Regions from separate parts of the Homo sapiens genome. Here region 2 is linked to region 1. The links are chromatin loops, found by intact Hi-C in ENCODE. Cell type or tissue: heart right ventricle. All regions are shown on one strand. Links, peaks and the distances in the headings refer to the core of each region. The heading gives the core; the rest is flanking DNA.

Region 1 (2,914 bases), core at 163-2,662:
AGGCTGGAGTGGAGTGCAGTGGCACAATCACAGCTCACTGCAGCCTGGACCTTCCGGGATCAGGTGATCCTCCCACCTCAGCCTTCTGAGTAGCTGGGAGGCTGGAGTGTGCCACTACACCCAGCTAATTTTTTGCATATTTTGTAGAGATGGGGTTTCACCATGTTGCCCAGGCTTGTCTTGAACTCCTGGTTCAAGTGATCTGCCTGCCTCGGCCTTCCAAAGCACTGGGATTACAGGTGTGAGCCCCCGCACAGGGCCCACAGCATCACTTCTTCAGGAAGGCTCTCCCTCCTCCTTGCCTGGGAGGAAGGGTGCCAAGTCCTTCAGGAATAACTACTTTCTGGTCTGGAAGCCCTTGGAGCCAAGGAGGGCGGCAGCATTGTTCTTTCACAAGCCAGAGAACCCCCTATGTTGTCATACAGGTCACCTGGGGCCCTTGGGAGATAAGACCCAGAGAGGTCTGTGACCATCCAAGGCCAAGATGACCATCTAGCCAGCCCTCATCTTTGATCTGAGGTTCCATGTTGATAGCTAGAGAGCCAGGGCTCAGGTTCAGGCCAGAAGAGGAGGCGTGGCCAGGCCAGTGGACACCAAGCACAAGTGGCTGTTCCAAAGAAACCCCCGCAGGCTCCTTCAGTGAAAGCCATGGCTAGGTGACATTTACAGATCCAGGAATTGAAGCCTTGACAGTTTGGTTAGATCAAGGAATGACACAAAAGTTTAAAAGCCCAAAGAATAGGAATAAACACTCTAGAAATCAAAGAGTCTCTAAAAGGACCCTGAACTGGGGTGGCACAGTGGTGGCCATCTGAGAAAAGATGCCTTGGTGATCAGAGGTAATCCAGTGTCCAGCCTCCCACTGCAGTCCCGACTCATGGAGTATGAGGGGACACAATTTCACTGTCGCATGAGAAAGAAACTCAGTTTAGAAAGTTAAAGGATGAAGTAAGAGCCTACTAAATGAAATGCAGGAGACAGTCCACTGCCCACATCAGTTTCAACACAACTTAGTAAATATTACTCTTAACTATAAAGGGAGAACAACCTTTAATCTAAGAAAACACTGCCAGTGGCCACAAGGAAAGTGAAAGTGGGATGAGTAGGAGCAGCTGCCAAAGGGTGAGCTCCTTCTCTGCCCAGAAAAGCTCTGCACCCACTTTCTGCACACCTAGGAAGGTAAAGGAGGCACCCAGGCATCAAAGGACCCCTGGTGGTGGCAGAGGGGATTGGTTCCATTCTTAAGAAACACTAAGGCCATCACCAAGGTGAAAACAGATCCTTATGAAATGCAGCCACAACTGCAGACCGCAGAGAAAGTATAAATGTTTCCCATCACCTTTACAATCTTTCCCAGGGCAGTTTTCCCCACATCTGAACACTGTATGGCCCTTTGATAAATGCAAATATCTATATCTTCTATAATGTCATTTAAAATTTCAATATTACTATTATGAGTAAAACAAAATTGATAATTACAACATTATGATTTTTAAAACTCTATATCCCCTCACTGTACAAGAGATTACCATGTACCCTTCCCCCCAGAGCAGGGCCCTGTTCCTGGCCAGTTGAGAAGGGCTACCCCTGGGTGATGACGGCTGTGAGTCATCAGAATTGCAGGCACTAGGCACCCCTTCTATAGAGCCTGGGTAAAGCTGGAGCCAGGGATGGTTGACTTGACTATGCTTGATTTTTGTGTAGGAACAACACAGTAAGTGTTAGGCAGGGATTCTAGCCTTTATTCACTTGACATCATTTTCCCTCAGAAAAGTTAATTTTTACTCATTCCCACCTAGAAACCTCAACAAGCAGGATTAATTACTGCTTCTTCCCAACACCTTTCATTTCACTTTAATTTTCCATTACCTATATCCCTTCCTGAGTGGCAGTCCCTGTAACCAATACTGATCACTAAATACAGGTTGATGAAAACATCATTGAACATTCCTCACTGCTATGCTACAGGATCCTGAGCACACACGGCAGCCAGTCAATATTTTCGCAAATCTAGAACTCAAGTGACACAATGCTGTCCCAGTTGGTGACAAAAGGCCATCAAAACACATCTTGGGATACATACAGCACTGAACTACCAACAGACTGTCTTTCTTTTTCCTCCAGGTTACATATTTTAGTCGGGTACTGTTAGTAATTAATTGGATAATATTTAAAGCATATGTTTTTTATTAAAAATATTGAATGTGCTTTTGCAATTGGAGAACTTAGAAGAAGTGAGGAGTGAGCCCTGAACCTGAAAATGGCAAATAGAAGGAAGGACTAACTTGCAGCTTCCACTCAGGCAAACAGAGCAGTGTGTGGAGGCCCACATCGTGAACTTTTGCTCCAAGAACTACTGCAGGAACATACCAGGAAAGCCAAGAGAATCCACAGACCCTTTAAAGGAGATGGACTGCCTCCAGGCTCTGTGGGACAGCCAGGAACTGTGAGTCTGCTTGCTTTCTCAGCTGGGAGGCATGTAGCCTAGAGAAAGTTCTCAGCCCTGGAAATAAACTCAGCGCTGTTGTGGGGGCACGGTGGGAGGGAGACTGGCCTTTTGGGCTGTGGGCTGCATAGGAGCTGGGTGAGGGCTGTGGCTGCCAGCTTTCCCCAACTTCCCTGATGACCTGTGTGATACAGCAGAGGCAAGGTTGTTTAACACCCCCAAAAGATCACACTAGCTCACCAGCAATGGATCCAAACCAAGATCAAATCTCTGAATTGCCAGAAAAAGAATTCAGAAGGTTGACTATTAAGCCAATCAAGGAGGCACCAGAGAAAGGCGAAGTCCAACTTAAATAAATAAAAAACAAAATGATGCAGGATATGAATGGAAAAATCTCCAGTGAAATAGATAGCATAAATAAAAAACCATCACAACTTCTGGAAATTAAGGATGCACTTAGAGAACTGC
Region 2 (2,914 bases), core at 147-2,646, 190 kb before region 1:
TCAACATAGGTAGAAATGTTAACCCAGTCCCACTCCAACCCATAAGGCCAAGCAGATCCTTTCTTCCCAGGAATTTCAATCTTGGTGGAGCCACACAAGGATAAAAATCAATTGACCCTGACACATGCCTTTCTCTGGGGCTACTTGTGTGTCCTTTCATGCATTTCTCTTTTGCTCGAGTCAGCTGAGATCTGATTAATTTCTGTTGCTTGCAGTCAGAAATCCCAACCTGAGGGTCCTACTTTGTCCTTCCCTTAAGGACTCAGAGATAGGGAAGCTCAGGAGAGAAACAGGAACTGTGGAAAAATTTCCCAGATGATGGGGAGACGGGGTCAGGGAGACGGAGCAGCCCAGTGCAGAAGTAGATCAGATTAGATCAGAACCCAGGAGAGAACCTGTAAACACTGGCTGATGTGGTAGGGACATAATACACTCAAACAGGCCATAGGGATTGGGGTCTTCCTCCTAGCCCCTAGCTTGAGCCCTCCTCTCTGTGACACCAAGCTAGGCCCTATCATGCCTAGCTTTGATAGGGCTCCTGTATTTCCCTCTGGCTCACATTTCTATATTTGATCTTGATTAGGGCAATGAAAGGCTCTGGGATTGGCTTGTCCAACTCCCTCATTGTCTTCAGATAGAGAAAGTGAGGACCAAAGACAATAGGAGTCTTTTGGTCCTTTGTAAGCTTGCTTTTTGTTTCTATCTGAGCTTATCCCACAAACAGCTTAAGAACCCCCGAAGAGCTCCTTCTAGGGAGGGCCAGGCACTGGCAGGACCTCACCACCACCACTTAGACCCAGATGGAGACCAGGAATGGTTTCTACGGTGGCCTAGCTTAAGAGTGAAGTCACAGAGGGGCCTGCAGGATTGGCAAGGTCACCAGTCATTCCCACTAGCTGTACTTTTGGCAGATCAGCTTTTTGTTGGGCATGGGTCAGGCCTTCTCAAAGTGCTCCTCAAGATGAGGCTCAGAGAGGCAACATAAATCATGAAAGGGCCAGCCGTGGGCTCTTCACACAATCCCCTACCATCTTGCTAAAAGTTGAAGGGCAGCACAGCCATACCTCATACATGGTAGCTTATTTTTGGCTGATGAAAGGCCCCAGATACTCAGGCTCCTTAGCAGAGATGTGGGACTTAGGGAGGAAGAACTGTTCATTGGCAATGATGAGCGGCAAGTGATCCCTTTATGGCCCGGAAAGGTCCTTTGGACACTCACGCAGAGCACCAAGGAGATGGAACTCAGCCACCCAACTTGCCCAATTCTGGACTCCTCTCACCTGCCTCAGCCAGGACCAGGGATGGAACAGGGAAGCGGGGAGCAAAGGCCTTCAACCCAGAATGCTCTAGGAGGGGACACTGTGCAACCCAGGCATGATGAGTCCTCTCTGTGAAATAGGGAAAGTCAGAGAACCAGACCTACAGTCAGGCACTGTCAAAAGTTTATGATCCTAATTTCCCAGGGAGCCACAGCCCCTCTCAATTTTGGGGCCTTGCAGGTTCCGCTGCTCCCAGTGGACCAATCCTCTCTCTCCTGGGTGCCTGGGCCACATCCTAGTGGGAGCTGATGTGATTGGCTCAGCTCCAATGACCTTCACATCTCATGGGTCAGGTACCAACAATGGACGAGCTTCCTTGGGTCACCCTTCACCCAGCCAGTGTCATCCCTGAGGAAGGTCAGGACAGGCTGGCAGGTGTCATAGCTGACAAGTCTGGTCACACCCCAGGAGCTGGCCAAGACTCACGTTTGGCACTCACAGTCATAGTCCAAGCAAATTGGGGAGCAGGTGACCTCACTCATGTGGCACAGGGCTTGGTGACCCCTGCCAGGCCCCCCAGTATTTCCCCACTCGATCACCTTTGGCCATGTTAAGAGGACATTGTTAGTCCTGATATTTTTCTTGCTTGTCCTTTGTTAGGGGTAATAAAAATGCCCTAAGAAACTTCACATTAACAAAGTTGTATTCTAAGTCTTAAACAAACAAACAAAAAGGATAAACAGGTTTGTGGGCTAGAGAGCTTCAGATTTATAATAGCAATGCCATTCGTTTGCAGTAGGAATGTCAGTGATAAAGATCTTTTAAATAGCTGTGTGTTGTTTGTTATTCTACGTAAAATTACTCAGCTGGATGATGAAAATGGTGAAAACACAGTGCAACATGACCAAGCAGACCTTGAAGTGTACAATACATCAGGGCATTTTGGGATCATCTAATAAATGGCAGTGCAGTTCCCAACTCCAAACAGAAGAACATGTGAAGCTTCAGCAACCTGATCAGGCCACGTAGGAGCCGACTGTGGTGGCACCATGCACGTAACTGGCCTCAACCGAGTGACCACCCCGTATCCTGTCCTCATTCAGGAAATGCCTCCATCTGCCTTCAGCACTAAATTGAGTTCAATTTCCTTGCCCATTGTCACTTTAACCAAGCGGGAGGAGGCACTGCTCCACCACCTTCCTGCCCCAAGATCCAGACATAGACGCTGCTCCACTCTCTGTAACTGCATGAGATAGGGCAGGTTATGGGACCTCTCTGTGCTTCGGTTTCCTCCTAGGTAAAATGGAAGTGAAGCACCACCTTATAAGGGTGTTTTGAAGTTTAGCATCAGGCATGGAGTAACTGTTCTTAATTATTTGCTGCTTTATTAATAGTATAATCATCACAGGGATTTTCTTAGCTCCTCCAGAGATGAGCTCTTCACCCTCATTGCTACTTGCATGTCTGAGATGGCCTAGGACATACTGATTGATTCATTCATTCATTGAGTTTATCAAATATTTACCAAGTGCTAACTATGTGCTATGCCCTGGGGTCATAATGATGTTATATCTGAGAGATGTTCAATGGTCTTTTTATCCATTTCTTTGGCATTCTAGTGTGGCTTCCTGATTGCCTACACTTAGTGGTACTGA

Evidence for each region. Peaks named below come from ENCODE experiments on the same cell type or tissue, not always from the same donor. Only the 100,000 strongest peaks of a DNase experiment are listed, where the experiment ranks them.
Region 2: a loop joins it to region 1, with 2.2 times the contacts of the local background. A loop is called at or near these places in 5 of 110 quality-filtered maps.

The regions. Positions count from the first base shown.
Region 1 is chr3:43,377,125-43,380,038 of GRCh38, forward strand. All of the region lies in intron 12 of ANO10 (anoctamin 10), which reads right to left. Among named protein-coding and RNA genes, the nearest start is that of SNRK-AS1, 27 kb to the left of the region's middle. RefSeq lists a silencer at 1,053-1,347. In heart right ventricle, for the core only: a CTCF peak has its summit at 1,224; DNase peaks (open chromatin) are centred at 1,217 and 2,427; H3K27ac peaks cover 1,535 bases.
Region 2 is chr3:43,183,740-43,186,653 of GRCh38, forward strand. No RefSeq gene overlaps it. Among named protein-coding and RNA genes, the nearest start is that of POMGNT2, 79 kb to the left of the region's middle. In heart right ventricle, for the core only: no CTCF peak of the experiment used is centred there; no DNase peak of the experiment used is centred there.